Regions from separate parts of the Homo sapiens genome. Here region 2 is linked to region 1. A link is an interaction called in ENCODE POLR2A ChIA-PET data of the cell type or tissue named here. Cell type or tissue: K562. All regions are shown on one strand. Each heading gives the region's core, and the rest is flanking DNA. Links, peaks and the distances in the headings are about the cores only.

Region 1 (11,937 bases), core at 3,534-6,033:
TCATCTGTTCAGATGGAGTTGGACTACAGGGTAGGTCAAGCCTTGCTGCCTCTGCACCTCCACAGTTCTAAAATATAATCTGCATTTTTTTTTTTTTTTGAGACGGAGCCTCGCTCTGTTGCCCAGGCTGGAGTGCAGTGGCGCAATCTCGGCTCACTGCAAGCTCTGCCTCCCGGGCTCAAGCCATTCTGCCTCAGCCTCCCGAGTAGCTGCGACTACGGGCACCTGCCACCACGCCCAGCTAATTTTTTGTATTTTTAGTAGAGACGGGGTTTCACCGTGTTAGCCATGATGGTCTCGATCTCTTGACCTCGTGATCCACCTGCCTCAGCCTCCCAAAGTGCTGGGATTACAGGCGTGAGCCACTGTGCCCGGCCTTTTTTTTTTTTTTTTTTTTTTTTAATGGAGATGGAGTCTCACTATGTTGTCCAGGCTGGTCTCGAGCTCCTGGCCTTAAGCAATCACCTCGCTTCAGCCTCCCAAAGTGCTGGGATCAAGGGTTTGAGCCACCATATGCCTGGACTTAAAAAAAACAACAACTCATCAAATATTGAGGGCCTGTTTTGGCCAGACACTGTTTTAGATGTTGGAGATTCAGCAGTGAATCAATCAGAATTCTTGCCCTCTTGGATCAGGCTTTCTTTCACTCAGCAATATGCAGCTAAGGTTTTTCCACAATTTCTCCTGGCCTGATAGTGTGTTTCTTTTTGGTGTGGAATAACATTTCATTGTGCGGTTCCAGCACACAGTTTGCTTATCCATTCACCTATTAAAGGATGTCTTAGCTGGGCACAGTGGCTCATGCCTGTAATCCCAGCACTTTGGGAGGCCGAGGTGGGCAGATCACGAGGTTAGGAGTTCGAGACCAGCCTGGCCAACATAGTGAAACCCCCGTCTCTACTAAAAATACAAAAAATTAGCTGGACGTGGTGGTAGGCGCCTGTAATCCCAGCTACTTAGGAGGCTAAGGCAGGAGAATTGATTGAACCTGGGAGGCGGAGGTTGCAGTGAGCTGAGATCATGCCATTGTACTCCAGCACAGGTGACAGTGCGAGACTCCGTCTCAAAAAACCCAAAAAAACAGGACATCTTAGTTGCTTCCAAGCTTTAGCATTTATGAATAAAGTTGCCATAAGCCTTCATGTGCAGGTTTTTGCATGGATATAAATCTCCATCATTTTATTTTATTTTATTTTATTTTTAAATGAGACGGGGTGTGCCCAGGCTGGTCTTGAACTCCTGACCTCAAGCAATCCACCCACCTTGGCCTTCCAAAGTGCTGAGATTACAGGCATGAGCCACTATGGCCGGCCTTCATTTTATTTTTTAAAACTTAATAGAGCTAAAGGGCTGAGGAAATAATGAGAAGCCAACCACTGATGGAGGATTCTGGAGGAAGTTCTGATAGGCTGCAAGCCCCAAAGATAGGGGCACCTTGGCAACAGTTCCTTTTTTTCTTTGTTCTTTCAGATTTACTCAGCAAATGACTCAAACACCAGTAAACTAAAATAAAAAAAAAAAAGAAAGAAAGAAAGAGAGGATTCACTGTCCAGTAACTTTCAATAGCTGATTTCTTACCCATTTTGACTTTCTTCTGTTGCTCTTCTCAGGGGAGTCAAACATCAAGAGGCTACAGGGCGCCGGGTGCGGTGGCTCACGTCTGTAATGCCGGCACTTCAGGAGGTCGAGGCGGGCGGATCATCTGACGTCAGGAGTTTGAGACCAGCCTGGCCAACGTGGTGAAACCCTGTCTCTACTAATAATAAAAAACTAGCTGGGTGAGGTGGCTCATGCCTGTAATCCCAGCACTTTGGGAGGCCGAGGCAGGCAGATCACTTGAGGTTAGGAGTTTGAAACCAGCCTTGCCAACATGGTGAAACCCCGTCTCTACTAAAACTATAAAAATTATCTGGGCGTGGTGGCACCTGCCTGTAATCCCAGCTACTCTGGAGGCTGAGGCAGGAGAATGGCTTGAATCCGGGAGGCGGAGGTTGCTGTGAGCTGAGATCGCGCCATTGCACTCCAGCCTAGGCAACAGGAGCGAAACTCCGTTGTTTCGCTACAGGAAATTCCAAAAAGAGGCTACAGGAAATGTCAATACCAGGCCAGAGAAGAAGGGTTCCCAAGTTTGCTGGAGGGTCTCAAGGCTTCCAGCTTTGTGGTTTTCGGCATTTGGTTCTCTTTGACCAGATCATCAACTGTTGTGGGTGACCACGCCTCCTCACTCATCACCTGTTTCTGAGCTTCTGTGAGAAAGAATTTTCTGGCTGGGCGCGGTGGCTCACTCCTGTAATCCCAGCACTTTGGGAGGCCGAGGTGGGTGGATCAACTGAGGTCAGGAGTTCAAGACCAGCCTGGCCAACATGGTGAAACCCCTTCTCTACTAAATATACAACAAAAATTAGCCAGGCGTGGTGGAAGGTGCCTATAATCCCAGCTACTCGGGAGGCTGAGGCAGGAGAATCGCTTGAACCTGGGAGGCAGAGGTTGCAGTGAGCCAAGATCACGCCACTGCACTCGAGCCTGGGCAACAAGAGCGAAAATCTGTCTCAAAAAATAAAATAAAAGGAATTTTTGCTGTGTCTGTGGGAAGCCCATCTTCACCCTGCCTGCCATCAAATGCACACAGAGAACAGAGTGCAGCCCTGTCGTGAAGGTAGAGGTGTCTGTGTGTGGAAGGGTTGACATGTCCCACATCCACCGCAAACCATGTCTTCTTTTATTTTTTATTTTTTGAGACAGAGTCTCGCTCTGTAGCCCAGGCTGGAATGTAGTGGCAGCGGTTTTGGCTCACTGCAACCTCTGTCTCCAAAGTTTCAGCAGTTCTCCTGCCTCAGCCTCCTGAGTAGCTGGGATTACAGGCACGCGCCACCACACCCAGCTAATTTTTTATTATTAGTAGAGACAGAGTTTCACCATGTTGGCAAGGCTGGTCTCGAACTCCTAACCTCAGGTGATCTGCCTTCCTCGGCCTCCCAAAGTGCTGGGATTCCAGGCGTGAACCACCGCGCCTAGCCACAGACCACGTCTTCTTCCGTGACAATTTACGGTTCCTGACTCAAGGATGACTACCTCTCCCAGCACTTTGGAAGGCTGAGGCAGGAGGATTACTTGAGCCCAGGAGTTCAAGACCAGCCTGGGCAACAATAGTGAGACTTTGTTTCTACCAAAAAAAAAAAAAAAAAAAAACCGCTGGATGTGTGGCACGCGCCTGTAGTCCTAGCTCCTTGGGAGGCTGAGGTGGAAGGTTCTCTTGAGCCTGGGAGGTCAAGGCTACAGTGAGCCAAAATCATGCCACTGCACTCCAGCCTGGGAGTGCAGGACCCCGTCTCAAAAACAAAAAATGGGCCGGGCGAGGTGGCTCACGCCTGTAATCCCGGCACTTTGGGAGGCCGAGGCAGGAGGATCATGAGGTCAGGAGATCAAGACCATCCTGGCTAACATGGTGAAACCCCGTCTCTACTAAAAATACAAAAAATTAGCTGGGCGTGGTGGAGGGCACCTGTAGTCCCAGCTACTTGGGAGGCTGAGGCAGGAGAATGGTGTGAACCCGGGAGGTGGAGCTTGCAGTGAGCTGAGATCGCACCGCTGCACTCCAGCCTGGATGACAGAGTGAGACTCCATCTGAAAAAAAAAAAAAAAAAAAAAGTTGACTACTTTTGGGAGCTCCAAATCTAAGAAGCAGGCTATGAGAAAATGGGCCTAAAGCCTCCTCAAATCCATAGCAAATCAGGCAGGGTGGTCATGTCATTACTCCCAAGACAGAAACAGATTTTCTCCTGTCCCAGTATTGATACATTTCTTTCCACTGGGCTTTTCCTGTATTTAAGTGATGTGTTTTTGTTTTTAACACAATTATAATCCTACTGTACATGTAAGATTATGCGCTTTCATTTAACATTGTACTATGATGATGTTTTCCATGTTTTTTAAGTTTTTCATAAAGTATAACTTTTGTTGGTTGTATCACAATCTTTTTTTTCTTTTTTGAGATGAGATCCTCCTCTGTTGCCCAGTGGCAGTGCAGTGGCATGATCACGATTTATTGCAGCCTTGACGGCCCAGACTCATGCAATTCTCCCACCTCAGCTTCCTGAATAACTGGGACCACAGGTGTGTACCACCATGCCTGGCTAATTTTTATTTTATTATTTGTAGAGATGAGGTTTTCCTATGTTGTCCAGGTTGGTCTCCAACTCCTGGGATCAAGCAATCCTCCCGTCTCAGCCTTCCAAACTGCTTGGATTACAGGCATGAGCCACTGCACCTGGCTCATAATGATTTTTAAAGCTTATTTGTATTAAGATATAATTCACATAACATTAAAAAACATCAAAAAACTGTATGTTTAAAAATATACAGCTTCGTGGGGTTTGTTTAGTATATTGTGCAATCATCACCGCTATCCAATTCCAGAGCTTTTTTTTTTTTTTTTTTTGAGACAGAGTTTTGCTCTTGTTGCCCAGGCTGGAGTGCAGTGGTACCATCTTGGCTCGCTGCAACCTCCGCCTCCCAGCTTCAAGCAATTCTCCTGCCCCTGCCTCCCGAGGGTGGGGAGGGATTACAGGCACCCGCCACCACATGAAGCTAATTTTCAGATTTTTGGTAGAGACAGGGTTTCACCCTGTTGGCCAGGCCAGTCTCGAACTCCTGACCTCAAGTGATCCACCCGCCTCGGCCTCCCCAAGTGCTGGGATTACAGGTGTGAACCACTGCACCTGGCCAGCACCATCTTATTAATACATTCCCACCAGCGAGGTCTGCGGTTCCAGTTTCTCGCCATCCCCGCTGACACTCGATGTTTTTTCTTTGGTGGATGCTCACATGCTTCTGCATGAGCCTTTTTCCCTCCTTTCCCCACGCCTCAGTTCTGGAGTCACCGTCTCTCTGAAGTCTCTCCTGACCCCATCCAAGTCGGCCTCCCCTCTGCTCTCCTTGCCCCGCTGCCTTCTGGGATGGATTACTGCTCAGTATCTGCCACGGTATCTCCGGCTTCCTGAGGGCTGGTGTTTGGTAACTTTCTTATGCATCTCTGTCTCCAGCACCTGGGCCTGTGTTCGACGGCTCAGTAGACACTAGAGTGCAGGGATGGAGATGACACACCACCCAGCATGGCTCAGAGTGAAGTGATTTCCCCCTTCCACATCCTCATCTGCCTCCACCCCATGAAAGTATTTATAGACAGGGAATCGTGGGAGTGGAGAACTACGTACGTAGCAGGGTTGAGTAGAGAAAGATGGGAAATGTCCACAGACGTCTTTTCTTTGCTCCCCTTTGCGGTGGGGATTCTGGAGATGTCAGGGACTGTGGGGATTGGCTGCTTGGTAGGCAGACATGAATGATGGGGTATCAGGACTAGATTCAGCTGCCCTGAAAGTGACAGAGCCCCACAATAGTGGCTTGAATTCATCAAAGTCCACAGTAAGCTCACCAGGGCTGGTTCAGCCACTGTCTCCATCAACTTCCCAGGAGCAGAGCACTGGCCCCTTCCAGCCCACCATGCCACAACCCTTAGGGCAGAAGGACCCAACCCAGTACGGGTCTGTGGCCTGTAAGGAGCTGGGCCCCACAGCAGGAGATGATGGCGGGCGAGCAAGCATTACCGCCTCCTGTCAGATCAGCGGCGGCACTAGATTCTCACAGGAGCACGAACCCTACGTGAACTGCGTACGCGAGGGATCTAGGTTCCACGCTCCTTATGAGAATCTAATACCTGATGATCTGAGGTGGAACAGTTTCATCCCAAAACCGTTCCCCCTCCACCGTGGGAAATTGTTTTCCATGCAACCGGTGACAAAAAGGTTGGGGACCGCTGCCCTAGGGTGTGGCCATCAGTGTCAGCAGCCAGAGCTCCAGACATCACATGGGTAGTGAAGCAACAGGATGGAGACATGATTGCAAGAGAAAGGGGTTCCAGGAAGGTTATCTGGGGCCGTCATATGAAAATTTTACTTGAATCCTATTGGCCAGAGCTGAGTCACATGGCTGCACCTAAATGTCAGTAGCTGGGACAGGTGGTCTTTACTCTGGGTAGTCATATGCAAGCTAAAAATTGGGTATTCTCTGGCTGGGCATGGTGGCTCACACCTGTAATCCCAGCACTTTGGGAGGCCGAGGTGGGTGGATCACTTAAGGTCAGGAGTTCAAGACTACCTTGGCCAATACGGTGAAACCCCGTCTCTACTAAAAATACAAAAATTGGCTGGGCGTGGCGGTGGGTGCCTGTAATCCCAGCTACCTGGGAGGCTGAGGCAAGAGAATTGCTTGAACCCGGGAGGCGGAGGTTGCAGTGAGCCAAGATTGTGCCACTGCACTCCAGCCTGGATGAAAGAGTGAGACCTTGTCAATAATAATAATAATTGGGCATTTTCCTACTATGGAAGAAGAGGGGGGAAGGTGGCAGAAAACATGTCTGCCCAGATGGATAGATGAAGAGAAACATCTATTGAGGAAGTATATGATTCCTCTGGCATTAGGCTGGATATTTTATTTTATTTTATTTTTCCAGATGGAGTTTCGCTCTTGTCGCCCAGGCTGGAGTGCAATGATGCGATTCGGGTCACTGCAACCTCCGCCTCCTGGATTCAAGCGATTCTGCTGCCTCAGCCTCCTGAGTAGCTGGGATTACAAGCATGGGCCACCAGGCCTGGCTAATTTTTTGTACTTTTAGTAGAGATGGGGTTTCACCATGTTGGTCAGGCTGGTCTCAAACTCCTGACCTCAAGTGATCAACCTGCCTCAGCCTCCTAAAGTCCTGGGATTACAGGTGTGAGCCACCGTGCCTGTCCAGGCTGGATATTATATACATTAGCCATGTCTCCCAAAAACCCTAGGAGGCCAACATCACATTCCATCATACTGCTGAGGAAACAAGCTCAGAGGCATCAGCCACCTCGCCCAAGGTCACATAACCAGCAGGATCTGGAGCTAGGACCAAGAACCCAGTTCTGTGGGATTTTTTGTGCACCTCCCCCACTGCCAAATTCATACTTTGAGGCCCTAACCCCACAATGCAATGGTGTTATCAGTTTGTTCTCCCTGCTATAAAATACCTGAGACTTGGTAGTTTATAAAGGAAAGAGGTTTAATTGGCTCATGGTTCTGCAGGATGTACAGGAAACATGGCTGGGGAGGCCTCAGGAAACTTACAATCATGGTGGAAGGTGATGGGGAAGGGACATCTTACACTGCCAGAGCAGGAGAAAGAGAGCGAAGGGAGAGGTGCTATATGCTTTTTTTTTTTTTTTTTTTTTTTTTTTGACACGGTCTCTGTCGCCCAGGCTGGAGTGCAGTGGCATGATGTTGGCTCACTGCAACCTCTGCCTCCCAGGCTCAAGCGATACTCCCACCTCAGCCTCCCAAGTAGCTGGGATTACAGGCGCCTGCCACCACGCCTGGCTAATTTTTGTATTTTTAGTAGAGATGGGGTTTCACCATGTTGGCCAGGCTAGTCTCAAACTCATGACCTCAAGTCATCTCCCCGCCTCGGCCTCCCACGGTGCTGGCCTGGCTGCCCTGTGTTTTGAGATCATGCTCCTCACCCATCTGCACTTTGAGTTCTACAGCTGAGGGGGAGAGGTCTTCTTCCCATGGATTACTTTTCTCAGGCTGCAAAAGTGTTTGGAAGAGCAGCCTTATGGTCAGAAGGCATTTGAAAAACAACTTATATTCCTTACTCACAACAAAATAGTTTTTATTTGTTTTTTTGAGACGGAGTCTCACGGTGTCACCCAGGCTGGAGTGCAGTGGTGCGATCTCGGCTCACTGCAACCTCCGCCTCCTGGGTTCAAGCAATTCTCCAGTCTCAGCCTCCTGAGTAGCTGGGACTACAGGTGCCTGCCACCACACCCAGCTAATTTTTTGTATTTCTAGTGGGGATGAAGTTTCTACATGTTGGCCAGGCTGGTCTTGAACTCCAGATCTTAAGTGATACACCTGCCTCAGCCTCCCAAAGTGCTGGGATTACTGGTGTGAGCCACTGCGCCTGGCCTATTTGCTCCTTTAATGAACTTTCGTCTTCACTAGTGGTCTCAGGACAAGCAGAGCAGGCAGTGGAAGAGCCTTGGAGCTCACCTGGCCATCGGTTTAAATGTGCCATTTAGACATGATTTCTTGAGGCCAGGTGTGGGGGCTTTCACCTGTAGTCCTAGCACTTTGGGAGGCTGAGGCAGGAGAATTGCTTGAGGCCAAGAGTTCAAGATGAACCTGGCCAACATAGCAAGACCCTGTCTCTAAAAAAAGAAAAAAAAAAGACACAATTTTGTCTGTATGAGATCAAATGCCAAACCACTGCACACAGACAAGTAATTCAGTAGGGAAGTGAGATCAACATTTGTACAGAGAAATCAATACCTTCCCATAGACAAATGACAGCTAGCTAGAAAATGGGAGGCCGGGCATAGTGGCTCCTGCCTGTAATCCCAGCACTTTGGGAGGCTGAGGTGGGCAGATCACTTGAGCTCAGGAATTCAAGACCAGCCTGGGCAACATGGCGAAACCCCATCTCTACAAAAAGTACAAAAATTAGGTGGGCATGGTGGTACTTGCCTATAGTCCCAGCTACTCAGGAGGCTGAGGTAGGAGGATTGCTTGAACCCAGAGGGTCGAGGCTGGGATGAGCTGTGTTCACACCACTGTACTCTAGCCTGGGTAACAAAATGAGACCATGACTCAATAAATAAATAAATAGATAGATATAAATTTAAAAACAAAAATAAATAAATTAGCTGGGTGCAGTGGCACATGTCTGTAGTCCTAGCTACATGGAAGGCTGAGGTGGAAGGATCACTTGAGCCCAGGAGGTGGAGGTTTCAGTGAGCCATGATCACACCACTGCACTCCAGCCTGGGTGACAGAGCAAGACCTTATCTCAAAAAAAAAAAAAAAGATGGAAGAAGATAAGGTCTGCTTTAAAATATCAACAAAGATGATAAAATATCTGGGAACAAATGTCACAAGAAACATGCAAAATCTCCATAAGGAAAATGTTCCCAAAGGACATGAAACTGGAAAGACATGGCAAGTCCTCGGATAGGGAGACTCAACATCACAAAACGCCAGTTCTTCTTAGTTTACAAATTTAACATGATCCAAATAAAAACACCAAGAGCCTTTTTTCTGGAAGGAAACAAGCTGATGCTAAAGTTTACATTGAAAATATAAACAAGGCCGGGCGTGGTGGCTCATGCCTGTAATCCCAGTACTTTGGGAGGCTGAGGCAGGCGGATCATGACGTCGTCAGGAGTTCAAGACCAGCTTGGCCAACATGGTGAAACTTCATCTCCTCTCTCTCTTTTTTTTTTTTTTTGAGACGGCGTCTCGCTCTGTTGCTCAGGCTGGAGTGCAGTGGTGCGATCTCGGCTCACTTCAGCCTCTGCCTCCTGGGTTCACGCCATTCTCCTGCCTCAGCCTCCCAAGTAGCTAGGACAATAGGCGCCCACTACCACGCCCAGCTAATTTTTTGTATTTTTAGTAGAGATGGGGTTTCACTGTGTTAGCCAGGATGGTCTCGATCTCCTGACTTGGTGATCCGCCCGCCTCAGCCTCCCAAAGTGCTGGGATTACAGGCATAAGCCACCGCGCCTGGCCGTTTTTTTTTTTTTTTTTGAGACAGAGGCGTGCTTTGTTGCCCAGGCTGGAGTGCCATGGCGTAATCTCAGCTCACTGCAATCTCTGCTTCCTGGGTTCAAGCGATTCTCCTGCCTCAGCCTCCTGAGTAGCTGGGACTATAGGCGTGTGCCATCACACCTGGCTAATTTTTGGATTTTTAGTAGAGACAGAGTTTCACCATGTTGGCCAGGCTCGAACTCCTGACCTCAAGTGATCTGCCCGCCTTGGCCTCCCAAAATGTTGAGATTACAGGTGTGAGCCACCATGCCGGCTGGTGAACCCCGTCTCTACAAAAATACAAAAATTAGCCAGGTGTGGTAGCGGGTGCCTGTAATCCCAGCTACTCGGGAGGCTGAGGCAGGAGAATTTCTTGAACTAGGAAGTCAGAGGTTGCAGTGAGCCGAGATCACGCCATTGCACCCTAGCCTGGGCAACAAAGCGAGATTCCGTCTCCAAAAAAAAAAGAAAGAAAATAAAAGATAAACAAGAAGAGCCAGGACATACTGAGAAGAGCAATGGGAAAAGAATGGCCGATCTGACATCAGAAACTTAGTGTGCCGCACTAGCCCACGGGCAGACTGCAGAGTAACAGAGGCCCAGAAACAGGACCCCAGTATACAGAGGACATGGACACTCATTATACAGAACGCACCTGCTCGCAGGGGGCTGCCGATGGACCTGTGAGTAAATACTATCTGGACAAGCGTGTAGTCATCTGGAAAAAAGGAGAGCTGAATCCATCTCTCACACTGATATCAGGATACCTTTAAACGGATCAAAGATTTAAACAGGCCAGGCGCAGTGGCTCACACCTATAATCCTAGCACTTGGGAGGCCTAGGTGGGTGGATCACTGGAGGTCAGGAGTTCAAGACCAGCCTGGGCAACATGATGAAACCCTGTCTCTACTAAAAAATACAAAAATCAGCCAGGCGTGGTGGTGCATGTCTGTAGTCCCAGCTACTCGGGAGGCTGAGGCAGGAGAATCACTTGAACCCAGGAGGTGGAGGTTGCAGTGAGCTGAGATCGTGCCATTGCCCCTCCAGCCTGAGCAACAGAGCGAGATCCGTCTTAAAAAAAAAAAGAAAGAAAAGAAAATACAGATGGGTGTGGTTGTAATCCCAACACTTTGGGAGGCTGAGGTGAGAGATCACTTGGAGCCTAGGAGTTTGAGACCAGCCTGGGTAACATAGTGAGACCTCATCTCTACAAAAAATATAAAAATTAGCTGGGTGTGGTGGTGTGTTCCTGGAGTCAGCTACTTGGGAGGCTGAGGTGGGAGGATGGCTTGAGCCTGGGAAGTTGAGGTTACAAGAGCTGTAGTTGTGTCACTGCACTGCAGCCTGGATGACAGAGTGACAGCCTGTCTCAAAAAAAAAAAAAACTGTAAAACCAAAAAACAAAAATCTATGAATTATTTTGCACTCGGTAAGAACAGAATAAGAATCATGGATAGGCACAGGGCTGACCAGAAGCTGGCTGAACTCAAAATGATTTACCAGATGTGGGCACTAGCATAGATTAACCCATCTTGTGCTAGTTACTTAATACACCTTATCCTGTGTAATCTTATAACCCACACTCAGCCTAAATTTTTTTTTTTTTTTTTTTTTGAGATGGAGTCTTGCTCTGTCGCCCAGGCTGGAGTGCAGTGGCGCAAACTCAGCTCACCGCAACCTCTGCCTTCTGGGTTCAAGTGATTCTTGCCTCAGCCTCCCAAATAGCTGGGATTATTACTGCATGTTCCACCACACCCGGCTAATTTTTGTGGCTTTTTTTGACAGGCAGTCTCTCTCTGTCACCCAGACTGGAGTGCAATGGTGCAATCTTGGCTCACTGCAACCTCCGCCTCCCAGCTTCAAGCAATTCTCCTGCCTCAGCCTCCCAAGTAGCTGGGATTACAGGCACCTGCCACCATGCCTGGCTAATTTTTGTATTTTTAGTAGAGACGTGGTTTCACCATGTTGGCCAGGCTGGTCTCGAACTCCTGACCTCAAGTGATCCGCCTGCCTCGGCCTCCCAAAGTGCTGGGATTACAGGTGTGAACCACTGCGCCCGGCCAATTTTTGTGTTTTTAGTAGAGACGGGGTTTTACCATGTTGAATAGGCTGGTCTTAAACTGACCTCAAGTGATCCACCCACCTAGGCCTCCCAAAGTGCTGGGATTACAGAATTGAGCCACTGTGCCCGCAGGAGGATGGAGGAAGGGAGGATGGAGGAAGGGAGGATGGAGGAAGGGGGCAGGCAGTTGGGATTTCGAGACTGCAGGGGAGCAAGAGCCCCCTGGGAGCTGATCAGGAAGGGGTTCTCAGGAGATGTGGGGTCTGTA
Region 2 (11,937 bases), core at 3,946-6,445, 320 kb before region 1:
ACCACAACAGGCTAATTTTTGTATTTTTAGTAGAGATGGGGTTTCACCTTGCTGGCCAGGCTGGTCTCCAACTCCTGACCTCAGGTGATCCACCCACCTTGGCCTCCCAAAGAGATGGGATTATAGGCATGAGCCACCACCCCCGGCCTCTATTATAATTTTTTGTGTGTGTGTGAGACAGAGTCTCTCTCTGTCGCCCAGGCTGGAGTGCAGTGGTGCTGTCCTGGCTCACTGCAAGCTCTGCCTCCCGAGTTTATGCCATTCTTCTGCCTCAGCCTCCCGAGTAGCTGGGACTACAGGCGCCCACCACCACACCCGGCTAATTTTTTGTATTTTTTTTAGTAGAAACAGGGTTTCACCATGTTAGCCAGGATGGTCTCGATCTCCTGACCTTGTGATCCGCCCGCCTCGGCCTCCCAAAGTGCTGGGATTACAGGCGTAAGCCACCGCGCCCAGACTATTATAATATTTTTAAAAATCAAAAAAAGAGAGAGGAGGGAGGGAGGAAGACAGACACCTGATTTGAGTGAAATGTAGAGAGACAGGAGATACGCTTGAAGTGGACCAGGAGCAGACCATAAAGGGCTGCATACATCCTGATAAAAGGCATTAATCTTATTCCATGAGCAACAAAGAGCCTGAGAAGCAGGGGAGTGATGTCATGAGATGTCATTAGATCTTAATGAAGCCATCCTGGCTGCAGCAGGAGAGAGAAATGACCTGAACATGGGGAATCCAGCTGGGAGGTGAGAGCTGATGAGGGCTCAACCAAAGCAGTCACAGATAGATGGAGAGGAAGCAGGCAGGTGGTATTGACAAGGTGGAGTCTTGGAACTTGGTTTTCTATCTCATATGTGTTCTAGGTACCATTGCTGCATAACAACCTTTCCACCAAACTTGGTGTAAAACTATAACCATTTTATTATGTTCACAAATTCCATGGGTCAGGAATTCAGACAGGACTCAGCTGCGGTGGCTGGTCTGTGCTTCACAATGTCTGCGGTCTCAGCTGAGAAGACCAGAATGGCTGGTGCTGGGGTTAACTTGGAACAGCTGGGGGGCTGAAATTACCAGGTGGCTTTACTCATACATCTGATGCCTGAGCTGGCAGGACCCAAAGACTGGGTTCAGCTGGGGCTGAAGACAGACACACCAACGTGTGACCTCTCCATGTGGCTTGGGCCTCTCTCAGCAAGGACACTGGGCTCTGTGAGGGAACACCCAAAAGATGCATATGAAAATAGGAAGTGGACACAGTGGCTCACACCTGTGATCCCAGCACTTTGGAAGGCCAAGGCCGGAGGATCGCTTGAGCCCAGGAGTTCGAGACCAGCCTGGGCAACATAACAAGACTCCATTTCTATAAAAAATAAGAAAAAAATACTAGCCAGGTGTGGTGGCAATTACCTGTAGTCTCAGCTACTCAGAAGGCTGAGGCAGGAGGATCGCTTGAGCCTGAGAGGTTGAGAATGCAATGAGCTATGATCTCACCACTGCACTCAGCCTGGGTGACAGAGCGAGACCCTGTCTCAAGAAAAAAAAAAAAAGAGAGAGAGAGAAAGAAAAGGAAAGAGGGTGTTCAAGAGAACAAGGGGGAAGTTGCATATCTGTTCAGCATCCAGTCTGGGAGGGAAGTAACATAGAAAGTCACTTTCACCACACTCTATTGGTCAAAATAGTCACAAGGTCACCAGATTCCAAGGGAGAGGACCTCTACCCCACCTCTCCATGGAAAGAGTGTCAGAGAATTTGGTACCATATTTTATTTTTATTTTTATTTTTATTTTTATTTATTTTTTGAGATGGAGTTCTGCTCTTGTCACCCAAGCTGGAGCGCAGCGGCGCGATCTCAGCTCACTGCAACCTCCGCCTCCTGGGTTCAAGTGATTCTCCTGCCTCAGCCTCCCGAATAGCTGGGACTACAGGTGTGCACCACCACACCCCGCTAATTTTTGTATTTTTAGCAAAGACGAGGTTTCGCCATGTTGGCCAGGCTGGTCTCGAACTACTGACCTCAAGTGATCTGCCGCGTGCCTCAGCCTCCCAAAGTTCTGGTATTACAGGCATGAGCCACCACGCCTGGCCCATGTCACCCTTGGTGCCTCTCTTCCTGCTACCAACCCCCCACCAACCCCAACCAATTCATCACCAAGTCCTATGGTGTTATCCATCAAACATATATATTGTATCATCCTACGGCCCTTCATCTCCCCCGCCCTCACCTTTGCCAGGGTCCCATAACCTCCCACCTGTAGCAGCCTCCACTCATCCCCTCTCCCACCTACTCTCTGCAGAACAGCCCAAGTAATTTGAACATGGAGCTCACATCACTCCCCCATGAAGACTCCTCTGAGCACTGCGTCAGGAGCAACCTCCAAGGCCCCGCAAAGTCTGAGCCTGCTTCTCCTCCCTTCAGTCCCTGGGTTCCACCCACGTGGGTCTTCCTTCATTTTTCTCAACCACTCTAAGTCTTTCTGCCCAGGATCTTTGTATAGTTTGTTCCTTCTGCCTGGGACATCCCTCCTCCCACTCCTCATGTGACTGTCCCCTTTTCGTCCTCCAGGGTCTTATCTTAAAAGTCTCTTTCCGGCCGGGCGCAGTGGCCCACGCCTGTAATCCCAGCACTTTGGGAGCCCGAGGGGGGTGGGGGTTGGATCACGAGGTCAGGAGTTCAAGACCAGCCTGGCCAAGATGGTGAAACCCATCTCAACTAAAAATACAAAAATTAGCCGGTTGCGGTGGCAGGTGCCTGTAATCCCAGCTACTCGGGTTGGGGCGAGATCATTCAGCTACTTAGGAGGCTGAGGCAGGAGAATCACTTGAACCTGGGATGCGGAGCTTGCAGTGAGCCAAGATCGTGTCACTGCACTCCAGCCTTGGTGACAGAGTGAGACTCTGCCTCGAAAAAAAAAAAAAAAAGTCTCTTTCCCTGAGAGATTTCCCAGCTCCACCATTGTTACTTCAGTCCCCCATGTTCTTAACACTATTGTAAATATTTTTGCTTTTTTTTTTTTTTTTGAGACAGAGTCTCGCTCTGTCGCCCAGGCTGGAGTCCAGTGGCGCCATCTCGGCTCACTGCAAGCTCCGCCTCCCGGGTTCACACCATTCTCCTGCCTCAGCTTCCCGAGTAGCTGGGACTACAGGCGCCCGCCACCATGCCCGGCTAATTTTTTTTGTATTTTTAGTAGAGACGGGGTTTCACCGTGTTAGCCAGGATGGTCTGGATCTCCTGACCTCGTGATCTGCCCGCCTCGGCCTCCCAAAGTGCTGGGATTACAGGCATGGGCCATCGTGTCCAGCCTATTTTTGTCTTTTTAATTGTTTGACATCTGTCTCTTCTACTGAAATTCAAGCTTCCCGTGAGCAAGGACTGAGTCCGTTTTGTTCTCTGTATCCTCAGCACTCAGCACCATGTCTAACACATCATAAATATTTATTGGACAAATGAATGACAATAACTCCTGGGCTTCCAGCTTGGGTGATTACAGGAGGAGGAGCCAGTTGATCACCCACTTTAGTCAATAGGAATGACACATTTTGGCCAACTCTTTCTCAGATTTATCTTTTTTTTTTTTTTTTTTTTTTTTTTTGAGATGGAGTCTGTCGCCCAGGCTGGAGTGCAATGGCACAATCTCGGCTCACTGCAACCTCTGCTTCCTGGGTTCAAGCGATTGTCCTGCCTCAACCTCCCTGGTAGGTGGGATTACAAGTGCTCGCCACCATGCCCAGCTAATTTTTGTATTTTTAGTAGAGATGGGATTTCACCATGTTGGCCCGGCTGATCTCGAACTCCTGACCTCGTGATCCACCTTCCTTGGCCTCTCCAAATGTTGGGAATACAGGCGTGAGCCACCGCGCCTGGCAGATTCATCTTTGATTAGTTTTAGGAGTTTTTCAGGCAGGGCAGGTGGATCTGACCTGGGGCAAAGGGATAAGGAACGCTGTGAATTGTGGAGTTAGGGGGTCATTGGGAAGAAGGCCGAAGAAGGAAGGCCAAGAAAAATGGCTTAGAACATTTCTTCATTCATTGGGAGACCTGCCATGTGCCAGCCAGAGTCCCTGCCCTCAAGGAGTTCTCAGTCTGCCGGGAAGCAGAAGGGTCCCACGCAGAGAGCCTCCATGCTGTGACGCGGCTGTGCTAGAGGCGGGGGAGCCCAGGCAGCCCTCAGCGGGCAAATGCACCTGGGGCTTCTCCCCAGGTCTCTTCTCCCAAGGCTGAGCCTTGACTGCAGGCTCCACCTGCCTCCCCAGCCAGAAAGGTAAAGTCCCTGCACTGGCATCCCCAGCCTGCCTTAGGAGCCCTGCCAGAGATGGGGTAGTGAGGGGCAAGGAATAGTTCCTCCAGGTGAAAACCGATAATAAGGCCCTAATAGTCACTGACCGTGCTCGGCAGACCCCAGCGCTGATCTAAGCGCTGGCGTGTATGAACTCATCGCACCCTCCCAACCAGCCCAGGAGGTATCAGAGGAGTAAGGTTGGATATCATCAGCACAAGTCTCCTAAAGGTCACCCCACTGATGACAGGCCTGGAGGGTTCACACTGCAGAGATTTGAGGTAGACATATGGAGGCATTTCCCGACCGCAAGAACCTTGAGAATCTGAAATAATGTACCCTTCAGAGCACACGATTGTCTGGAACAAACTCAGACGGTGCATGGGGGAGAGGGGGATGGGCAGCAGATGACCTCACTCCAATGTCCTGAGCGCCTTACCCCGCCAGGCGCTGACCTCAGACTGGTGGAGGGGACAGATGGGGCGAGATCATTCAGTACAGTGTGCGCCCAGCGCTGGAGCGAACATGTCCGGGGACAGGGAGGGAGGCGCCGCTTGCAGGGGTGTGGGGACTCGAGGAAGGTTTCCAGATGTCGCCCTATCCTTTAACCTCAACCCGAGATGTGCAGCGCGCGAGGTCGGTCGACGCCCTTCGCCTCCCGCAACGCCGCTGTGCGGTTGGGGGCGGTGCGGTCCCTCTGCCGCCAGCGCAGCCCGCGAGCCGTCACTTCCTGTGGGCTGGGCCGAGCCGGGCTGCGCGCGGAGGTAGGGGATGCAGGCTGGGGGTGAGCAGCAGCGACGGTGCCATCGGCTGTCGCATCGGCGTCCTCAGCCCCGCCCCGCGCCTAAGCGGCGCTCGCTGGGAGGGCCTGGCCATCTTCGCGCGGTGGCCGGGCGCTCCCGGGGTCCCCTGCCTGTGCCCCGTTCCCCCATCCAGAACCTGGGCTGGAGGTGCTAGGGAGCTCTGGGAGCCTGGGCTGCACGCAGGGAAGTGCTCTCGGCCGCCGGGGTCACAAGACTCCAGGGCTTCACAGTGCCCAAGGCTTGGTGGACATCGAGCCCACCGGGGAATCTTTGCCATCAGCGCCGTGTTTTGATGCCCGCGGCAAGGAACACCACGAAATAGGTTTCCTGACACTCAGGTGAGGTGCCAGGTCCTGGGTTACCAAGGTCAGGTCAGGTGGTCTGTACTTGCCACCCCTGGGTCGGCTCTCTACCCTGCTTGACTACATCACAGGAAAAGGCTGGAAATGGATCCGGGGCTTGTTGACCTGTAGCTCATGGAGGCTGAAGAATTTCCTCCTTGAAGGCAGACCTGATTTTCCTCCTCACGGAAGAGTTTAGGCCAGTCATAGGGTGTTTTTCTTCTATTTATTTTATGTTATGTTATGTTATGTTATGTTATGTTATGTTATGTTATGTTATGTTATGTTATGCTATTTTATTTTATTTTAGAGACAGAGTCTCACTCTGTTGCCCAGGCTGGAGTGCAGTGGGGCCATCTCAGCTCACTGCAACCTCTGCCTCCCGGGTTCAAATGATTCTCCTGCCTCAGCCTCCTGAGTAGGTGGGATTACAGGCGTGCACCACCATGTCTGTCTAATTTTTGTATTTTTGGTAGAGATGGGGTTTCGCCGTGTTGGCAAGGCTGATCTAGAACTCCTGAGCTCAAGTGATCCGCCCGCCTCGGCCTCCCAAAGTGCTAGGATTACAGGCGTGACCCACTGTGCCTGGCTTCTTCTTTAGTAAATAAACTATTTTATCAAAGTATAATATATCTTCAGAATAGTGCACACATCTTAAGTGTACAGTTGGGTGAATTTTCACAAAGTGAACACACCTGTGTAACCAGCACCCAGCTCAGGAGATAGAATTCTCCTGAATGGGAGTTAGTGTTTAATGGTACAGAGTTTCAGTTTTACAAGATGAAAATAGCTACGGAGATGGATGGTGGTGATAGTTGTACGTTATAAATGTATTGAATACCACTAAACTGTACACTCAAAAATGGTAAATGGTAAATCTTATGTGTGTTTCACCACAATCGTAAAAAAAAAAAAAGAAAAAAGATCAGCTGGGTGTGGTGGCACAAGCCTGCAGTCCCAGCCATTTAGGAGGCTAAAGCAGGAGGATCACTTGAGCCCAGGACTTTGAGGTTACAGTGAACTATGATTATGACACTACACCCCAGCCTGGGATCCCATCTCAAAAATAAGTTTAAAAAATTTTAGAAAAAGATTCCCAGCCACTTAGAATTCTCCACATGCCTTCCCAAAGCCAAACACTATCTTGATTCATTTTGCCAGTTTTTAACTTTATTATTATTTATATTTTATAGAGACAGAGGGTGGCTGTGATGCCCAGGCTCGTCTCAAACTCATGGCCTCTAGTGATCCTCTTGCCTCACCCTTCCGAGTAGCTGGGATTCCAGACACATGAACTTTATTTTTATTTTTATTTTTTGAGACAGAGTCTCGCTCTGTCACCCAGACTGGAGTGCAGTGGCGCAATCTCGGCTCACTGCAAGCTCCACCTACCCAGTTCACGCCATTCGCCTGCCTCAGCCTCCTGAGTAGCTGGGACTACAGGTGCCTGCCACCACGCCCAGCTAATTTATTTTTTATTTTTTTAGTAGAGTCGGGGTTTCACCGTGTTAGCCAGAATGGTCTCGATCTCCTGACCTCGTGATCTGCCTGCCTCGGCCTCCCAAAGTGCTGGGATTACAGGCGTGAGCCACTGCACCTGGCCATGAACTTTATATAAAATGGAATCATGCAGTGCTGTGATAGAATCATAACCACTAAAGATATCCACATCCTAACCCCCAGAATCTCTGAATATGTTACCTTGCCCAACATAAGGGACTTTGCAGATGTGATTTAGTTAAAGACATTGAGACAGGGAGATTATGCTGTATTATTCAGTGTGCCCAGTTTAAGCAGAAGAGTCCTTTATAAGAGGGAGGTGGAAAAGGTAAGAGTGATGGGATGTGAAAAAGACTCCACCTTCTGTTGCTGACTTTGAAGATTGACAAAGAGGCCATGAGCCAAGGACTATGGGGTGGCCTCTAGAAGGTGCAAAAGACAAGGAAACAGATACTCCCCTGGAACCTCCAGAAGGAACACAGCTTCTACCAATGCTTTGACTTTAGCCAGTGATCCTTGTCAGACTTCTACAGAATTATAAAATAATAAATTTGTGTTGTTTCAAGCCCATTAAATTTGGGGTCATTTGTTACAGAAGCAATAAGAGACAAATACAGGTATTTACTCTTTGTGTCTGGCATCTTTCACTCAACTTTTTTTTTTTAGCCCAAGCCCATGACAGTAGATCATTGTATTTGTACTATATAACATTCCATTACATGAACATGCCACATATTCTTCGTCAACTGTTGATGGACATTTGTGTTGTTTCCAGTGTGGGCGCTTATGAATACTGTGGCTATGAACTTTCTTGTACATGTCTTTGGGATAAGGTATGTGCATATTTCTCTTGCACATATATAGGAATAGAATTTCTGGGTTATAGGGTATGCATGTATAGTGGCTGCTGTGATGTATCCCCAACTCTTTCAGAACGAAAGGACCTATTCCCTTAGCTGCTGGGAGGACCCCTGGCTGGCAGTCCCAGCTGCCAGGGCTCTGTGCAAACTAGTCTCAGCTGAAAAGAACTTATTTGGCCAAGGTCACACATGCCTCCTAGGAACGACCTGTGTCATTCAATGACTGGTTGATATGTAAGGGTGGGGGATATAAAGGCCCCCTCCCCCAATGATACCTGGAATAGCTTTGAAGGGTCACCCTGGATTCAAAGTTCTTCAGGGATCAGAGGAGGCTTTTGCAGAGGCTACATACCAACCCAGCTTCTCCCCCACCAACCCTGCTTCCCTCCCTTTCCTGCAGGTGTTGATCATGAGAGCACTCCCTAGTCAACTTTCTTTCTTTTTTCTCCCTCTAATCCAATATGATTGATATCCCTAATCAACTTCCTGCATGCTAATCTCCATCTCAGGATCAGCTGCCTGGGAACACAACCTACAACAGCTTACGTTATTCAGCTTTCATGGTTATCAAGCAGTCTTTTTTTTTTTTTTTTCCAAGACGCAGTCTTGCTCTATCGCCCAGGCTGGGTGCAGTGGCGCAATCTCAGCTCACTGCAACTTCCGCCTCCCAGGTTCAAGCAATTCTCCTGCCTCAGCCTCCCAAGTAGCTAGGACTACAGGCATGTGCCACCATGCCCAGCTAATTTTGTATTTTTAGTAGAGACAGGGTTTCACCATGTTTCCCAGGCTGGTCTTGAACTCCTGACCTCAAGCGATCCACCCTCCTTGGCCTTCCAAAGCGTTGGGAATTACAGGCATGAGCCACCACGCCCGGGCAGTTTTCTAAAGTGGTTGTCGTCCTATGTATTCCCTCCAGCAGGGTGAGAGAGTTCCAGTTGCTCAACATTCTTGCCAATACTAGGTATTTTTTGTCTTTTTTTTTTTTTTTTTTTTTTTTTTTTTGAGACAGGATCTTGCTCTGTCACCCAGGCTGGAGTGCAGTGGCATGACCACAGCTCCCTACAGCCTCAACCTCCTAGACTCAAGCAATTCTCCCACCTCAGCCTCCCAAAGTATCTGGGACTACAGCCGTGTGTCATTATGCCCACCTAATTTTTATTTTTAAATTTTTTTATAGAAATAGGATCTTGCTATGTTGCCCAGGCTGCTCTTGAACTCCAGGCTCAAGTGATCCTCCCAACCTCGGCCTCCCCAGAGTTCTGGGATTATAGGCATGAACCACCACGCCTGGCCTTTTTTTTTTTTTTTTTTTTCCCTAAAGCCACTCTGGTGATTGGGTAGTGATACCTCATTGTGGTTTTCATTTGCATTTTTCTGATGGCTAAAGAAGTTCAGTACCTTGTTGCATATTTATTCAGTTATTTGTGTATCCTTTTTTGTGAATTACCTGGTCAAATCTTTTACCCACTTTTCTACTGGGTTGCGTGCCTTTTTCTTATGACTATGCAGATGTTCTTTCTGTATTCTGGATACAAGTCATTCGTTGGGTATATCACAACATTATTCAGAGATTCTCAACGGCACCAGCACATTAGGGTCCCAATAAAAATGAGTTACGTGAATGCTTGAGTCCGAACACTCTTCTAAGGAAAGAATGCTTGGACAGATGCAAGTGTGTATAGTTTTAATGGGTATAATTGGATATAGGATATGGGTCCCAAGGAAAGGAAAACAGAACCTTGAATGCAGGTAACACACCCTCAAACTTTGCCACTTTCAGCCTGTGGTTTCTAGCCACAAGCACTTAAACACGCAGTTCCCAAAGGCAACTGTAAATTAGTATTCATTCATTCAAAGAATGTCGATGGAAGGTATCAATGACCAGCATGTTGTTTGTTTTTTGTTTGTTTGTTTTTTGAGGCAGAGTCTCCCTCTGTCGCCCAGGCTGGAGTGCAGTGGCGCTATCTTGGCTCACTGCAACCTCTGCCTCCAGGGTTCAAGCGATTCTCCTGCCTCAGCCTCCCGAGTAGGCATGCGCCACCATGCCCAGCTAATTTTTGTATTTTTAATGGAGACGGGGTTTCGCCATGTTGGCCAGGCTGGTCTCGAAACCCCTGACCTCAGGCGATCTGCCCGCCTTGGCCTCCCAAGGTGCTGGAATTACAGGAGTCAGGCATCGCGCCCGACTGGTGAGCAGCCTGTTCTAGGAAGTGAGTAGCCAGCTGTGAAAGAGAAACAATATTCTTGCTTCCAGGAGATCTAGGAGAGACGACAACTTCTAAAATAGCATAATTTTAGACATGAGACATAAACTGAATAGGTCGTAGGGGGAAGTAGGACGAAAGGGTTGATCAAGCAATTCCCAGACCAAGACACCAGGAGGGTCCCGCCCTCGGCCCCGCCTCCAGCTTTGCATACATCTCCTGATTGGTCGGCGGCGGCAGGCCCCACCCCGCGGAGCCGAGCTCCGCAAGCTGCAGGCGGGCTCCGCCAAGATGCAGCGGCGGCTCCGGTTGTCGCCGGGCGGGCCAGGAGCAGCGCGGACCCGAGCCGGGCAGGGGGCGCCCGCCACGGCACCCGCGCGCTCCTAGCGCCCCAGACCCGCCTGCGGGCCCGGATCCTCCTTGCCACTGTCCCACCCGCCGTCCCTGCCACTCCACCCTTTGTGTCGCCGCAGCCCGGTGCCCCCGGCTCTGCGGGACCCCGGCCGGGCCGGACCCTGGCAAAGCGCCAGGCCCCGCGTGGGCTCCCGGCGAGCGGTTGATGGCGAGGGGGCGCGGCGCGGGCTCTGTAGCCCGAGTTCCCGACGCTGGAGGCCCGGCCCGCCTCAGCCGCATTGTCCCGGGCCGCGCGCACCGGCCCTGAGCTGCGCCGCCGCAGCACCCGCCCGCCGCCCGCGGGGCCATGCGGAGAGCCGCCGGGATGGAGGACTTCTCCGCGGAGGAAGAGGAGTCCTGGTACGACCAGCAGGACCTGGAGCAGGGTGAGCGCGGGGGCGACCGGGACAGGAAGGCGGGGAGCGCCCGGTGACCCCTGTCCGCTTCTCCATTGTTGGGCGCTATCACCCCGGGAGGGGCTGGGCTGGACCGGGCGCGCCCGACTCGGAGGAGGGACGCGTCTGGAGAACCGGGACGTGGAGAGAGGGGGCGCTGCCGGAGAAGACGCGGACCGGACGGGCGGAGACCTGCAAAAGTGGGGGGCGGGGGGCGGTCTTCCTATTTTCCCAGACGACCGGGCATCCGTCATCCAGCTCGCCCACCCCGTCCTGGAGGCAGCAACTGCTCGGCCGCCCCTGGTATTGTTACGGGGCCTGAGCGCTAGCTAGGAGTCTTCTGAGGCCGGGAGGCGGCTCCTTCGTCATGTTTTGCTGGGAGGGTGGCTTGTGTGTAGAGGGAAGTTATCTCACGCCAAATCCAGCAGCACCCGTCCCTGACAGGAATTATGAGCTCTAAGACTCCTAGAAAGTTTCCCTAACTCGCTTCCTACTCAGGGAGAAGTGGTACCGCGTCTTTGCTGGTGAAGAAGCAGAAAGTCAAGTCTCCCATCTGCCTTCGAGAGTCAGGAGTCGCTTAGCCCTCCCCTGCCCGGTCCCCTTGCAAATGGCTCATGGTTTGGAGGGGGTCAGGTTCGGGAATCCCGGCCAGTGTGCCAGGCGAGAGACCGAATAAAGAGGGATACATCTCCGCTGCCCCCAGTTGCCATCTGAGGACAGAAAGGGCGACTGGAAGGGGGTTAGAAGCTGGTGATGAGGTGGCCGAAATGACATCACTGGGAGTGGGGGGTGGGGCTGTTGGGACAGAAAGGAAGAGGAGGCCTGCTGGAGTGGAGTCAGTTCTATCCTCTCCTCCCCTAAGATGCCTCCTTCTTGGATGGTGAGAGCTGGAAGGGGCGAGGAAACATGTCCAGGGAGAAGTGACCTTCCCATGGCCTCCAGCAAGCTGGGGGGTGTGGACATAAGTCTGCTGCAGTTTGTGCCATTGTGGCCTGCTGTGGTGTGCCCACACCCTGGTCTCCATCCACAAGGCTCCAGAGGGCTGGCTTTGCCCTGATGTGCAGCAGCTATCCGGATTCTGAAGCCCCTGACCTACTTCCCCACATGGCCAAGACTGGCTGGCAGATGAGGCTCTGTCCTTGTGCTGAGGACAAGGGTTAATCATAG

The links. Peaks named below come from ENCODE experiments on the same cell type or tissue, not always from the same donor. Only the 100,000 strongest peaks of a DNase experiment are listed, where the experiment ranks them.
Region 2: POLR2A ChIA-PET joins it to region 1 with 5 read pairs; 3 of 35 experiments call an interaction of 5 or more read pairs at or near these places.

What each region holds. Positions count from the first base shown.
Region 1 is chr17:75,296,101-75,308,037 of GRCh38, forward strand. LOC124904059 (a long non-coding RNA gene) reads left to right here. Exons shown (of 2, transcript XR_007065908.1): 2 at 1,611-1,779. Among named protein-coding and RNA genes, the nearest start is that of SLC25A19, 13 kb to the left of the region's middle. RefSeq lists enhancers at 17-66, 1,479-1,738, 1,909-1,988, 5,069-5,569. In K562, for the core only: no CTCF peak of the experiment used is centred there; no DNase peak of the experiment used is centred there.
Region 2 is chr17:74,977,362-74,989,298 of GRCh38, forward strand. It overlaps LOC124904058 (a long non-coding RNA gene), which reads left to right and starts at 5,033. Exons shown (of 2, transcript XR_007065906.1): 1 at 5,033-5,415; 2 at 6,906-7,488. CDR2L (cerebellar degeneration related protein 2 like) reads left to right here and starts at 10,271. Exons shown (of 5, transcript NM_014603.3): 1 at 10,271-10,761. The coding sequence starts at 10,683. RefSeq lists enhancers at 4,641-5,590, 10,109-10,610 and silencers at 5,203-5,252, 10,177-10,256, 10,277-10,366. In K562, for the core only: a CTCF peak has its summit at 4,941; DNase peaks (open chromatin) are centred at 4,730 and 5,020; H3K4me3 peaks cover 1,478 bases.